Regions from separate parts of the Mus musculus genome. Here region 2 is linked to region 1. The links are chromatin contacts, found by Hi-C or POLR2A ChIA-PET in ENCODE. All regions are on one chromosome and are shown on one strand. Each heading gives the region's core, a stretch centred on a gene start or an enhancer-like site at or near the end of the contact. The rest is flanking DNA. Distances are from core to core; before and after follow the strand shown.

Region 1 (7,048 bases), core at 3,205-5,704:
TGCATGGAATACTTACAAAGGACATCTTCATTCAATTAGGCTTAGTTGTGGGCTTGGTGAAAAGGTTTCAGATGGCATAGCAATTTTTTTTATTTGCATTGAGAAGGAATCAATTATTAGGAGGTATAAAATATAAAAAATAATTACAACCATTATTATTTTGGGTTTTCAAGACAGAGTTTGTCTGTGTAACCTTCGCTGTTTTGAAACTCACTCTAGAACAGGGTGACCTGGAACTCACAAAGATCTGCCTGCCTCTGTCTCCTGGGATTAAATGTATGCATCATCACCGCCTGGCAAAATGCATTTTTTAAAAAAAACATCTGTAATATTAGATCCTTTTAAATAATTTTACTTCCAAAGGCAAATGGAAAAGAGGCTAATAGCCGTAACTGTAGATTATAGTCATTCTATAGATGAGGGCTCAGGTCTCTACCTGCTTATAAGACCTTGCCTCAGGAGCCTTTTAGAGATGTCTGCTTTGCTCTCCCACCTCCTTACTGAGCCTCATAAACCCATTCTTTCCACAAGATGGACAGACCACTTGGCCTGGGCCAGCTACTCCTCTAGAGGCTTCAGAGTGAAGACCCCAGGGCACAGGACCTTTTCCATCTCTTCCCTGTTCTTCCTAGGAAGAGCTCCCACCCTCCCTTCCTTGCCTTGCTGACTTCTGTGGTCAGTTTTCTCTCTAGGGATATTTCGGCCAGGAAGATTGCCCAAACACTCCTCCCTGGGATGTGTCCTTGTTCTTGAGGTCCCCTGTTCAGCCCTCAGTGGCAGATGTCCCCTTCAGTCTGGATTTGGATTCTTCTGACATTTCCATATTTCTCCTGTCATGCAAGCTATTACTCTATACTTAAGTGGTTACATGCACATAAACACAGACACATTTTTCAAGACAGATTCTTGATATATGTCTTAGTTAGGTTTTACTGCCGTGAACGGACACCATGACCAAGACAACTCTTACACGGACACCATTTAATTAGGGATGGCTTACAGGTTCAGAAGTTCCGTCCATTATCATTAAGACGGAAACGTGGCAGCATTCAGGCAGGCATGTTATAGGAGGAGCTGTGAATTCTACATTTTCATCTGAAGGCTTCTAGGAGAAGATTGGCTTCTAGGCAGCAAGGACCAAGGTATTAAAGCCCATGCCCACAGTGACAAACCTACTCTCACGAGGCCATACCTCCTAGTGGTGCCCTGCCCTAGGCCAAGCATATACAAACCATCACATTGTATGACCCAGTTGGCCTTGGACTCATGGTCTTCCTGCTTCAAGCTACTAAGGAGCTAGGGTATACAGCTTACAAAATTACCTATTTACTTATTTTTAAAGAATTATTTATTTTATTTATATGAGTACACTGTAGCCATCTTCAGACACACTAGAATTGGGTATCAGATCCCATTACAGATGGTTGTGAGCCACCATGTGGTTGCTGGGAATTGAACTCAGGACCCCTGGAAGTGCAGTCGGTGCCCTTAACCACCGAGCCATCTCTCCAGCCCCCCAAAATTACCTATTTATATAATTTTTGTCTAGAGACATTTTATGCTTAAATTATTTAAAGGTCATTTAATGAACTTCCCCTGAACATAAAAAATATATTTTGCTGTGCACCACTTGGGGAAAGACAGAGGTAGAAACAATAGCTATATAGTCTCAAAACCTGTATTGTGGTCACTAACCTTTTGTGGTGTAACCCTTCTAGTCATATATTTTTGTACAAACTTACAAATGGCAGTCATACCCATGTTTTACTTACTGTAATGTACTCTGAAAATTCTATCCCTACCATTTGGTAAATTTTGAAGGCGTGCATTCAGATGCTGCATGGCATGCCATTTTTAGGCTAAGCCCGTTTGTTTTTCTGCTCAGCTCCTTATAACTGGGAGAGGTTTCTTTAGAAGGTGATAAGTGCATTATCTTCATCACAAGCCACAAGAAGGCAAGAGCAGCATCTGTAACGTCCTTCTCGGGCAGCAGCCACAGGCAAAATAGAACTGAGGTAGCTCGCCTATGCATGTGCCACGCACCTCTACTCATCACTGAAAAAGACAAAACAACAAAAAAACCCAGGGTGCACAAAACGTTGTCAGGAAGGTATCTGTAGTCCAGCCTAGCCTGGCATTCAAAGCAATCCGCTCGCCTTTACCATCCAAGTGGTGGGACTAAAGACTCGAGCCACCTTGCTTTTCTGCCTTGGGATTTATTTACAGTTTATGAGGAATGGAACTCTCAATGAAAGTCTTGGAAATGACAGGAGTCACCCAATGAGTCTAACCATCTTTGTTATAGATGGGAAAGTTGATTTTTTTAATAGTTATTGACATTAAACTCAGTTCTTTTAACTTCCTTCCTGTTCTGTGTCCTTTATGATACAGTGTGCAAACTAAGCTTACTCTTAAAAGAAAGAGGGGCTGGGGTAGAGGGTTTGCCTAGCAGGTATGAAGCACTAGGCTTGATCCCCAGTATATAGAAGACCAAGCAAGCAGAGTATATATATACATATCATATAAAGTCATAGATAAGCAACCAAGACATGGGTGTATGTCCATACAAAGGCTTGCACACGAGTGTTCATGGAAGTATTAAAGTAGAAAAGGGAGAATGCAAATGTCCATCACAGTTCAAGGGATAAGGCAGGATATATTCGTACAAGAAAATGTAACCATATGGCTATTAAAATAATTATGTTCAGGGAAACCACTTTATGTCCAGAAGAAAACACTGGACACTTCATCTAAAATTCAGGAAAATTCAAATTACTCCGTGGCATAGAAAGAAGATATATGGCTCTGAGGGGGATGGAAATGGGGCAGGTAGGAACCTCAAAGGGGTGGGGAGAAGGGAGTTGAGTGGGCAACAGATGTTTGCTACTGATTGTACAAGGGGCATCAGAGCTGTATACACCCTACAGTGTGAACTAAAGCCACACACTTTACAGTGAGTTCTATGTCAATAAAGTTGTTCAATTTGTGAGTTCTTAGGTTTCAAAAGCAGAATGTGACTGAAAACAAGAATCTGAAGCACAGGAACACCCCAGTGACTTCTGGCATAGCTGACAACCAAGGCTCTATTCTGGGAGTACAGTTTATCTGAAGAAAACATTACGATGAGAAATGCAAAGTCATAAAAATAAAAAATAGAAATGACATTTTGGTCCCCCTGGTAATCATGTCATTTCCTTATGCCTGCACAGTTGCTCTATAGCATAATCATTTTAGTGTTCTATTCAATTTGGTTTAAAGAGAGCAGTAACCTTGTCGTATTTTTCCTGGACTACCAGACTTGCTCTTTTATGAACAAGATGGCCAATCGCTGGTGTGTGTACGTGGGTGTGCAGAAAGCTATGCTCTATCTATAAATTTTAGCAAATGCTGTAATTTGTTTTGGGAATTCGTCGTCAATACTCAACAGCGGCACCAGAAACTGGAAATTTCTAGAAACTATACCTTCTTCAAGATGAACACTATAGTTTTTTTGTTTTTTGTGTTTTTTACTGTGAATTCAGTAGTCAACATTTTCTATTTAGATTTTCCACTTCTGTGAAAACAAAGAACAAACAGCTATACCACACACTCAGGCTACCCCACCGGTAGGGTTTCTCAATTCTTTTGGTAGATTGTTTTAAGGAAAGTTTTATTTTCTTAGGTTCTTTTTTTTTTAATTCCGTGACTACTCCTGTTTTGCAGATGGATAAGTGCACACTGCTCTTTCTTTCTTTTTCTTTCTTTCTTTCTTTCTTTCTTTCTTTCTTTCTTTCTTTCTTTCTTTCTTTCTTTCTTTCTTTCTTTCTTTCTTTCTTTCTCCTTCTTCTCCTTCTTCTCTTTCTTCTTTTTCTCCTGAAGGGCAAGAAGCAACTCTCAACTTTTCAGTTCCATTTTGAGACTCCGGAGCCAGGCGAGAGCAGAGGCGTCTCGGGCAGGCTGGGTGTGGGGCGCGCTTCGGAGCAGGCGCGCCGCGGCGAGGGGGAGGCAGGTGGCAGCGGGGGCGCGCCTCCCTCCGGCCGGCTCCGCGCACGCGACTCGCCGCTCCGCGCCGCGCCGCGGGCCCCGCGCCTCCCAGCGCGCTCGCGCCCTCCCCGCCCTCGCCCCGCCCGGGCAGGGCCCTCCCCCCTCCCCCCTGCCGGCCCCGCGGCCGCCGCCGCCGCCGCTGCTACCGGAGGCGCAGGAGCCTCGCGATAGTGTTTGCATTGGCGGCGCGTGACGCCGCCGCCGCCGCCGCCCGTAACTGATGCAGAGGTTACCCCGCCGCCTCAGCCGCCACCCACCGCCCGCCACCGCCCGGGCGACGCCGGGGCCCGACGCACTGCAGAGGTGCCGGCAGGTTCCGCCCGCGGAAGTGGCCTCGGTCGGCGCGGCCCGCGCTCCGCCCGCGCTCCGGCCCCGGCCCCGCGGCCCCGGCCACTCGCCTCCCCTCGGCGCTACCCTCCCCGCCCGCCCTCCGCCCGGCGCGCTCCCTCGGCGGCGCGGCGCTCCCCTCCCAGCCCTCGCGCCCGCGCTCGCCCTCAGCGCGGCCCCCGCCATGACGGAGGCGGGTGCCGGTGCCGCCGCCGTCGCAGGGGGGGAGTCGGGCTCCCAGAAAGTAGCTTGATGAGTGTCCAAAGTAGCAGTGGAAGTTTGGAGGGGCCGCCATCTTGGTCCCGGCTCTCCACGTCTCCAACCCCGGGCTCGGCGGCGGCGGCCAGGTCCCTGCTGAATCACACGCCGCCATCCGGGAGGCCCAGGGAAGGTAAGCGCCGCCGCGCCCTCCCGCGGGCTCCCTCGGCCCGCGCGGACCCCGGGCTGGGGTGGGGGGTGGCGGTTCGCGGGCGGGAGGCCTGCCCTGGCTCCCTGAGCCTCCTGGCCTCGGGGCTCGGGTGGGTTTGCCCTCGCGGTGCAGCCTCGGCGCGCGAGCCCCCTCCCCTAGCCCGCACTCCTCCCATAGAGGCGGTCCCCGCGCCGCAAGCCGGGCCGCCGGGACCGGTTAAGATGCCCCTCGCCCGCCTCCCGCATGCTCTGGGCTGCCTCGGATCCGAGTCGGATCCCCATCGCGGCCCCTAGAGCGATCCCAACGGCAGACCGACTCGTGGGCAAGGCTGCTCGTGCCACCCCCCCCCCCCCCCCAGATGGTTGCAACTTTCCTTCCTTCGCCATCGGCTCCTGCATGTTTGAACGTTATGCTCGTGGGTTGCAAGTACGCTCGTGTTCCTTTCTGCCCAAGGGTGGTGGGCTTTTTTTTTTTTTTTTTTGGTGGAAATTCCTGCTTGAAGGTTTCTGCAAAACACGCACTGAGATCGGTTACAATTGTTTTCTAAGTTTTCTGGCTCCTTGCATGCAAGTGTTCTGCCACCAGATGTAGCAGTCACACAGCTAGTAAGGCACCTAGTGCTTTTGACTAAAAAATGAACTTGCTGCCTTTAACTTTAAGTATACTCCATAAAATGGAATTCGGGAGAACACTCCTTTACCAGGGAAGAATAAATTTGCATCGGATCTCTTTTAACGCCCTTTTGTCTGGAAAATGCGAAGTCGTATTCGTTAGCAATCGGTAAATGGGCTGTTCGCTCCCGGTTGTCTCGCACAAGGAGATTATCAGCACCTTTAAAAAAAAGAAGAAAACGTTTGAAAGTCCAGCAGTCTAGTAAGCCTTGTAAAGAAATTCAGAGCTTCGGTTTATGAGTCGTTCGGATTATTGTATTTTGAAAATATGTCTATATTTATTATCCATAGCTTTGGTAATTGCTAATCAAATGTTTCTTGCCCGGATCCAGTGGTTGAGGCATAGCATTCTTTGTCATTTTGTTCCCGTGAGCATGTGTGAAAGTGACAATAGGCTCAAAGATTGACGTGAATATGCTCTAGAAAATTCATGGGAAGATTTGATTTATGGCATCCATTAAACATGCCGAATACGTTGACAGACATTTTCCCCTTTCATCTCACCCTGACACTGATTTTTCATTAAAAGAAATAAGAGCTTATTTATTGAATGACTTAAATTAATAATCTGAGTTTTTCCTTCTGTTCTTGAAAGTTTATGTACATGTATAAGCTTGAAAATTTGTAAGTTTAAAATTTAAAGTGTGTGTTGTAAATAGGGCAGTTGGTGCTTGTAGCTTGCTTGTTTCCACTTTGTAGTTTCATTACGATGTCTAATGGTAGTATGAGTTTTGAAAGATTATCGTGGTTTCTAGAGTACTATACCTTTGAAAAATAATTCCTCATTGATTTCTCAAGTGTTTATTGAGCCATTACTATGAGCCAGGACCCGTATGTGATAATCTGCTGAATACATGGTGTTGGTTTAACAGTTGACTTCTGTTATCAGTCCTGGGAATTTGGCAGGCACCAAATTCAGATGGAGTTTCTAAGGAAGGTCAGCCCTAGCTGACCGTCTTAGGTGTGCCGTTCTGCACCCTTCCTGATGATGAAATGTTCTGAATGGTTGGAATAACTTAATTCAAACTTCCAAATAACCAGAAATCCTGCTCCCCTCCCTCAGCAGCTTTTTTTTTTTTTTTTTTTTTTAAATGGGTTTTGTTTTTTGTTGTTAACCTAAAATAGTGAGTCTTAGTTAATACTTGAAATTCTGGGATATAGTCTTGTGAGTTACACTTGACAACAAAGTTTCCATCCTTTTCTCCTTTCCCCTTGAGTCTTATAGTGGACCACTGCTGTATTACAGGGCTACACCCCAGCCCTCATAATTATTAGGTCATTTATTTTTTATTAACCATGTAAATTAAAACTGTTAACCGTCCTCCACCCCTATTCATTTTGAGGCTTGGCACCATGTCTTTAAATTTTACCATTGCCAGAGGAATGATAAAATTATCTGTTGGAAGCCCCCCAAGGATCAAGATGGAGAAGTTTATCATTGAGTAGAGTCCCCTTTTTTGTTACAGGTGTTTAGTACCTTTTGAAGGTATATATGTTAATACGCTGCATAAACTGATTAAATTTAAGAACCTTTTGATTTCAAGGGAGGGCTAGTAAGAAACATAGGAAATGCTGGTGGGATTTGATTGGAAACATTGAGTGACTGTATCAGGACGAG
Region 2 (7,048 bases), core at 1,697-4,196, 230 kb before region 1:
TGTGACTCTAACTGTGGGTGCCACCCTCTGCAACAGAACGGTGAAGAACACCTGCATCATTTATCACTGCGACAGCAATCAATGGCATTTACTCTGACTGAACTTTTTAAAATCAAAATAACTGTCTCTGACTTGGGAAGGCAACACCCTGGGTATGAAACGGTGCCTAAGAGTCACTGTTAACACTGCAAGGCAGAGGATGGGCATCATGAGAATGGTGTAAGAGAATGTCCAGACTGCCACTGCTAGAATCAGAGGCTTATAGACACTGCCTTCTGGAAAATTGAAGAAATGAAAGGAAACCACTTAAAGCCTTTGGCTGTTTTCGTAAAAGCATAGGGAGAAGCATTTATTCCAGAAAATCTCCTGGAATTCAGTAAAGACAGTGGAAGCCCACAGTGTTTGATCCAGGCATGTTCCCCTGCATCCTTCTTCTAGCTCAACAAGATGCTATCACAGCTCTAAACTGTTATGACTGACTGAGTGCCAGGATCTGTCCCCTGCTGCTCTGACTTGGAAGGCAATCTCTGGAGAATGGGAAGGGTGACCCTGTTTTCATCCAGCCCAAGCCATGAGTTGTTGGGGCTGAGTCCTACCTTAGTATAGTTGAAAGTTGGGGCTCCCATGGAGACTCTACCTTGGGTATAACTACAGTGTAGAGTAACAGGGCCCTAACTACACTTTTCTTTGTAAGGTCCCGATTGGCCTTATCTTTCTTTCCTGGCCTGAGCATTCCCTCAGCTTCCTAAACTGCTCAGCTTTTTCTGTTAGGGGAGTCACTGCATTGACTCCCATGACCAGCTCCGTGGAGTCGACTTGAAGACTGCCTGGGAAAAGAAGCAGGCCATGAAACAGCCCCAAGTTCTTTCTAATAAAACTGACTTTACCTGCAACAGATGCAGAGAATTTCAAGTATGTGTGTACTCTGTCAATCACTGGAAGTTACATCCAAGGGCGAATCGAGGGACATGGGTAGATTCACCAGCACTAAAGGCTAATAAATTGTAGGTTGGGCGATTTGCCAAAGAACCAAAAAAAAAAAAAAAAAAAAAAGATACCTCCTGGAGTCAAGGCAAACCTCAAAAATCACTAGTCTCTCTGACTTCCAGTTTCTGATCCCACAAGAAAAGAACTTAGGCGTTATTAATCACTTCTGAGATAGTTCCAGCTGGTGCCCTGCAAGCATGAGGACCGGAATTTAGATCCCCAATACTCATGGTTTTCCTAGAGTTGTGGAGGTGGAGACAGGCAAATTCATAGCACTTGCTGACCAGGCTGTCTACAGGTATTCTAGCTTCCCAGTCCAGTGAAAGGAGAACCTATCTCAACAAGGTGATTTGCTCCGGAGGAACAACACCACTGAAGCTTGGCACACAGAAAAATGCCCATAATTCTTACAGATGCAAAGTGAAAGATAAAGAGCGGCAATTCCATAATCCCTTAATCCAGGTGACGGGCATGGAAGCATCAATTCACTGTGTCGTTCTCTTCAGTCTGACCTTGAATGGATGGAGGCTGGCTGTTAAATACTATTTATCTACAAATACTATACTTTTGTTTGAACATTTTTTTTCTCTTGGGAAAAAAAAAAAAGTACTTCTAAAACAAAATGCCTGTCTCCTAAGCAGCATCTAATTATTTCACAACCCATTTTCTGGACTCTGATCTTTAAATGGGTATAAAACAGCAAACTGTGCTGAGAAACGTATTATTTTGCCTGTGCTATAATTTTGTGTGAAATAAAAGTATTTACAAAGATGAAGTCCGAAACTTTAGACTTAACGAGTTTTTAAGATCACATGCATTTTCCACCTAGTTTTATTATGGACTCATTTTTTTTTTTTTTTTCATCTTCCAATTTCACTAAGTACTAAAGAAGCCACGTGGTTCTATAAAAACTAGGGTCAGGTGGATTATAGCAAAAAAAAAAAAAAATCATCACCAAGAATTTACCTGCTGACACAGCACCGGTAATTGTCAAAATATATTCTTCCTCTCTCATAGGCTATAGGTGACTTGGAATGAGTTGTCCAAACATTCTTAAATTTAGTACTCTCCTGAAAGACACAAAGAATTTCAGTTTAGGAAAGAACTCAGTCCCCTGCTATGGAACCATTTTCGGTGGGTAGTTGAAATCTACAGTTTTAAAGTACATTGTTTCTCCTTTTTTTTTTTTTTTTTTCTCCCTCTGCCCATAGATGTCGGTTTAGTTGGATGCCCAAGTTTTGAATCGATTGTTTGCAGGAAGGCAAAAGAAGCTTTTTAAAAACTACGCCAGGCGGCGGACCTGAGTACCTATTTTCTAATACCCTAATTGCGGGACACGGATGCCCCTCCCCACGTAAGACCCTCAAAGGGGTATCAGAGCGCGTAAAAAACTGCAGCCCGGCAGGAGGTTGGACCCCGGGCACCCCGACTTCGGCGGGCGTCACCTGGCACACCAGCGCCCGCAGGATGCCCAGGTTCGTCCTCTGCACCACGCCTGCGTCGCGTGCATAGAAGCCCAGAGCCCGGCGACTCAGCCTGCGGCACACATTGGCCTTCCGGGTCCGGCCCATGGAGACTAGGGGTCCGCAGGGCCCAGGAGGGGCGCGCCCCTCACTTCCGCGAGGGGTGGCAGCCGCCACCTGCGAACCTCAAAGGAAGGCTGACGCGGGACCCCGCGCTGGGGACTCGGGGCAGAGATCAAGAGGTAGCGACACACGGATTTGACGCAAAGGAACAGAATCAACGGCGCCTTCCTGGCCCTTCTTTCTGCTCTCGGGATTAACGCTGCACCTCGCGGCCCTCCGTATCCACTCCCTCTCCCGGAAATGTAGTCCCCTTGGCCTTTTCCGCCCCTATGGCTTCTTTTTCAGAACTACAATTCCCGTCAGGCAGAGCGAGGGCTGGCCTGGCCCCGCCCCACCCCTCCCTGCCCCTAGCCCGCCTCTCCTGGCCCTAATAGGCTGCGCCGTAGGGCTGCGCAGTGGGTCGGGTAGCCTTCCGGGCTGCACGCGGTAAACCTGGATAGCTTTGGTGGGTGCTGTGCAGCCACCTGGTGGTGTCGCTTCACCTGTGTGTCCCAGGAAGCAGTCCCTTTCTGCCCTGGTCGTGGGACGACTGCCAACCCCTCCTTTGGCCCTGCAAGGCTCTGGCCACGCGTCCAGAGGGGCGTTGTGGCCAGTGGGACCCTCCAAAGGTACGCCCCGTGGCTTTCCCTCAGCCGCACTTGGGACGTTGTGGATGAGGTTGACTTCAACATTTAGTTGTGTAACCACTATGCTTTTGTATGGTAATTAGTGGTGAAAGTTGCTGTTTTTCCCATCAAAGTAGGATTGAATTTCTCCTTCCCAAAGGCTCGTCCTTGTGTGGCCAGCGGGGACCCTGACTGGTTTTGTGGTAATTGCTGTGTTTTCTTCCTCCTTCCATTTTTCCCCCTTATAGGGAATAAAATATGAAATGTTTGCATTCTTATTGAACTGCCTAAGATAATCCAGGTTGACTTCTCTAAGTAAAAAATAACATTCTCTGTGAACTAGCTCAGCCTGCGTGTTCAAAATTACTAACATACTAAAAATTTCCGTAACTGTATACCAAATGCGACCCGTAACCTCATTGTAAACCCCTTTAGTGTGGTGTCTGCATCTCCCACATAGACTTAATAGACTTGGCATGCCACTCCGTGATCTTAAGTGCTTAAAGAAAAAGTCAGTAAGCACACCAGCTTTCTGATCGACAGAAGTACAGTACAGGATGGATGTGCTGGATCAAACGTTAGCCGTTTCATTTTGTTGTTTTAAATGGAAAACTCTTATACCCTTGATGCATTTCCTTCGGGGTCTGGCTTTTTTGTTTGTTTGTTTGGTTGTTTTGTTGGAGGTTTTTTTTTTCCCCCCCTGATATTTCATGACCTGCTTATAGCATACGGTGGAGTGAGTGCTTTGTATATTTTTAGAAAGCTCCACAATAGTTAATTTGGTCATTCATGAATGCAGCTGTCACTGAAATGCTGGAACCCAGAAAAATATAGCTGGATTTTCTTTGGCTGAAGCGAAATGCAAATCATTGCTGAATTGCACTCATCATTTCCTTTTTGTCTTTCTTGTCGCAGCTCTTGTCTTTCTGTGCTCTCCCACCATGGCTGAGCTTTGGTTTCTGTGCTTGTTTTTCACATGACTTCTAAGATGCCACTATGCTCCACTATTACCACAAAAACAGTAGCAAGTAGTGGGCATATTGTGATCATACCTTCCGCGCATTCACTTTAACATATTAAGTCCCAACAACTGGATGCAGACCACCCATTCAGACATGAGGGCCATGCCCCTCACTTGCTGCTCTACTGTAATGGCGCTGTCTTTCTTGGTTTGGACCAAAGTCCCCCCAGTTTCTCCCAGGTCTGAATGCTTAACCTCTGGAAACTCTGTGCGCTTGAGAAGACTGTTTACTTGCTTCTCCTTCACGTCCACTCTTACCAGGGTGGTACTTCAAGGCCAGTTGCCTCTCAGTGTTTTTCAGGTTTTTCCACGAGGCATCAAGCTTGGCCCCTAAATCATCATAGTAAGTGGTTTCTTTCCTCACAGTCGACAGCCAGTGAGCTGGCTGAGGGACTGCACAATATTCACGGCTTGGGCAGTCCCCATTCTTACCCGGCCTTCTGAATGCTCCCTTCCTGTGCTATTGATCTTACCACTGGGATCCCTAAGGAGAGTCATTAGACCATCTCTGCCTCTCCCACAACCAAGTACTTTTGATTCTATTTCTGTCCAGTCTTTTCATCCCAGTAGTTTTATGCCTTCCTGTTTTCTATCCCATTATTAATTAGCCTTCTGATTGTTCTTCCTGCCTACACTTGGAGACTCTCGATTCCCAACCTGCCGCAGCCTTTTAGAGAGTGATTTCACTAATGCACAAAGCTGTCACATCATTCTTAGTGGCTCCTAGTTACCCACCACAGAATGTCTCAAACCAGAATCCAACCTAGAGTCTTTCATTGTTAAAGTATTTTTGGTATGTTAAATGTATGCAAATATAAAACCATATATAAAACCCTATGTAGCTTTTGTGCAACTATAATAACCAGGCTTTTTGTGAACTAAGTGAAGCAGAGCTATGTAACCAGTAAATTCAAGTGCACACTTATTCTTTTTGTTTGTTTGTTTGTTTTTGCTTTTGTTTTTGTTTTTGTTTTTCCGAGACAGGGTTTCTCTGTATAGCCCTGGCTGTCCTGGAACTCACTCTGTAGACCCAGGCTGGCCTTGAACTCAGAAATCCGCCTACCTCTGCCTCCCAAGTGCTGGGATTAAAGGCGTGCGCCACCACTGCCTGGCTAAGTGACCACTTACTCGTTGTGATCATTTGTACTGTTTTACTGGACCTTAAAAATCCAGAAAGCAAATCCATCTGTCCTGGCCTTCTTGGTACACTTCTCTTGCATTGAGACCTATATATATTTTTCTAATGTTACAGATTAATCAGTGCTCCTAGTATTTATTTAACTCACGATGAGACTTTCCCTTGCTCAATGTGCCTTGACTTTCTTTGACCTTCCCTGGACAACATCATTTACATACAGTAAGTGTCCTAGTTACTTTTTTTCTATTGCTGTAATGAAACACTAAGACCCAAACCCAGGTCCACCAGCACAGGGATGGCAACACCCACCACAGTGGGCTGGGACCTCCCCCATCAATCAGTAGTTAAGAAAAAGACCTACAAGCCTGCCTGCCTGCCTGCCTACAGCCTAAGGCTGTGACCCCAACTATAAAATTATTCTCATTGCTACTTCATAACTGTCATTTTGCTACTGTTAAGAATCATAATGTAAAATCTGTGTTTTCCAATGGTCATAGGTGACCCCCGTGAAAGGGTTGTTTGACCCCAAAAGGGCCTGTGACCCGCAGGTTAAGAGTTGCCATTATGGAGGTATTTTTCTCAATTTAGGTATACTCACTGTTGATTCTAGTTTGTGTCAAGTTGACATAAGACTAGCCAGGACTTGTTAATTAATCTGCATGTTGCTTGTTGGGTAGTGCACCCATAATCTCAAATGTGGGGCCCCAAACCCAAAACAGCAGTCAGATAAAAGGTGGGCATCTAGATGATCTGACCTGTTTTGTTGTTGTTGTTGGTTTTTGTTTGTTTGTTTGTTTGTTTTTGTTAAAATTCTTTTTTCCTTTTTGAAGATTTTTTTTTTTTAAATAAAAGCAAGCATCCATGCAAAGGGATGCTCAATGACAGGACTCTTGAGGCTTGTGACAACAGAGTAGGTTTGTTCTACAATGTCCAGAAGGCTGCTGTGGCTCTTGTGTTAGGAGGGGAATATATTCAGAGCAGTAGGCAGGGACGTAGTAAGTCGTGTCCAGCCTTTCAGGTTGAAGGAAAGAGCCTGGATTCGTTCTGTTGAGACAGAAAGCCACAAGAGGCTTTGAGGACGTGGGTAGCCTGTTCTAGTTTGTTTTAATGACATCCGTTTGGCTGTAGTGTGAAGAATGCACCGGTGGGCCCAGCTTCTTAAACTGAATCCCACCCATTATGGGATCCCATGTCTGAATGTGGGGCCCATGAGAAATTTGGCAGTAGTAAAAAGGTTTCTGAGTGCACAGACAAGAAGTAATTAAAACATCAAATGTGGGTTGAATCTGACAAGTTTCCAGCAGTACTTGTTGTGTACATTACAGCCTGAGTTCTGAACGCACAGTGTGCACACTTTCCACTACACATGCTGTTACACCACAGAACACACTTCCTGAAAGGTATTAGCTCAGATGCAAGGCTATTGTATCCTAGGAGTTGCCGTATTTGTACTGTCTATACAAGCTCTTCTGTTCTTACAGAATCATAACGGTTTTAAATATGGAAAACATCTTTGTATTTTCCTGCCATCAAGCCTCAGCATGTGAGGACCAGGTTATTATATTCTTAGGCTACACGGTGTTAGAATTTGATTTGAAATTTGCTGTTTGGGTTGCAGACTCTAGTTTCATAAATAAATTGTGAGATGAGTTTTGGCTTGTGATTAGGGCAGGATTTCCAACAATATCTGAAAAGGTCCTACACATGCCTC

The links. A loop is a pair of places that touch in the nucleus more often than their neighbours do. ChIA-PET counts read pairs that join two places held with the same protein, here RNA polymerase II (POLR2A).
Region 2: POLR2A ChIA-PET joins it to region 1 with 15 read pairs in Patski. The contact joins the promoter of Mettl8 here to the promoter of Tlk1 in region 1. A Hi-C loop is called at or near these places in 2 of 37 maps with a recorded cell type or tissue (heart and left cerebral cortex). POLR2A ChIA-PET finds 5 or more read pairs at or near these places in 1 of 5 experiments (Patski).

Annotation. Positions count from the first base shown.
Region 1 is chr2:70,822,886-70,829,933 of GRCm38, reverse strand. Tlk1 (tousled-like kinase 1) reads left to right here and starts at 4,454. Exons shown (of 20, transcript NM_172664.3): 1 at 4,454-4,741. The coding sequence starts at 4,603.
Region 2 is chr2:71,051,504-71,058,551 of GRCm38, reverse strand. It overlaps Mettl8 (methyltransferase like 8), which reads left to right and starts at 2,946. Exons shown (of 10, transcript NM_145524.3): 1 at 2,946-3,181. Dcaf17 (DDB1 and CUL4 associated factor 17) reads right to left here and starts at 2,808. Exons shown (of 14, transcript NM_001165980.1): 1 at 2,433-2,808; 2 at 1,954-2,057. The coding sequence starts at 2,558.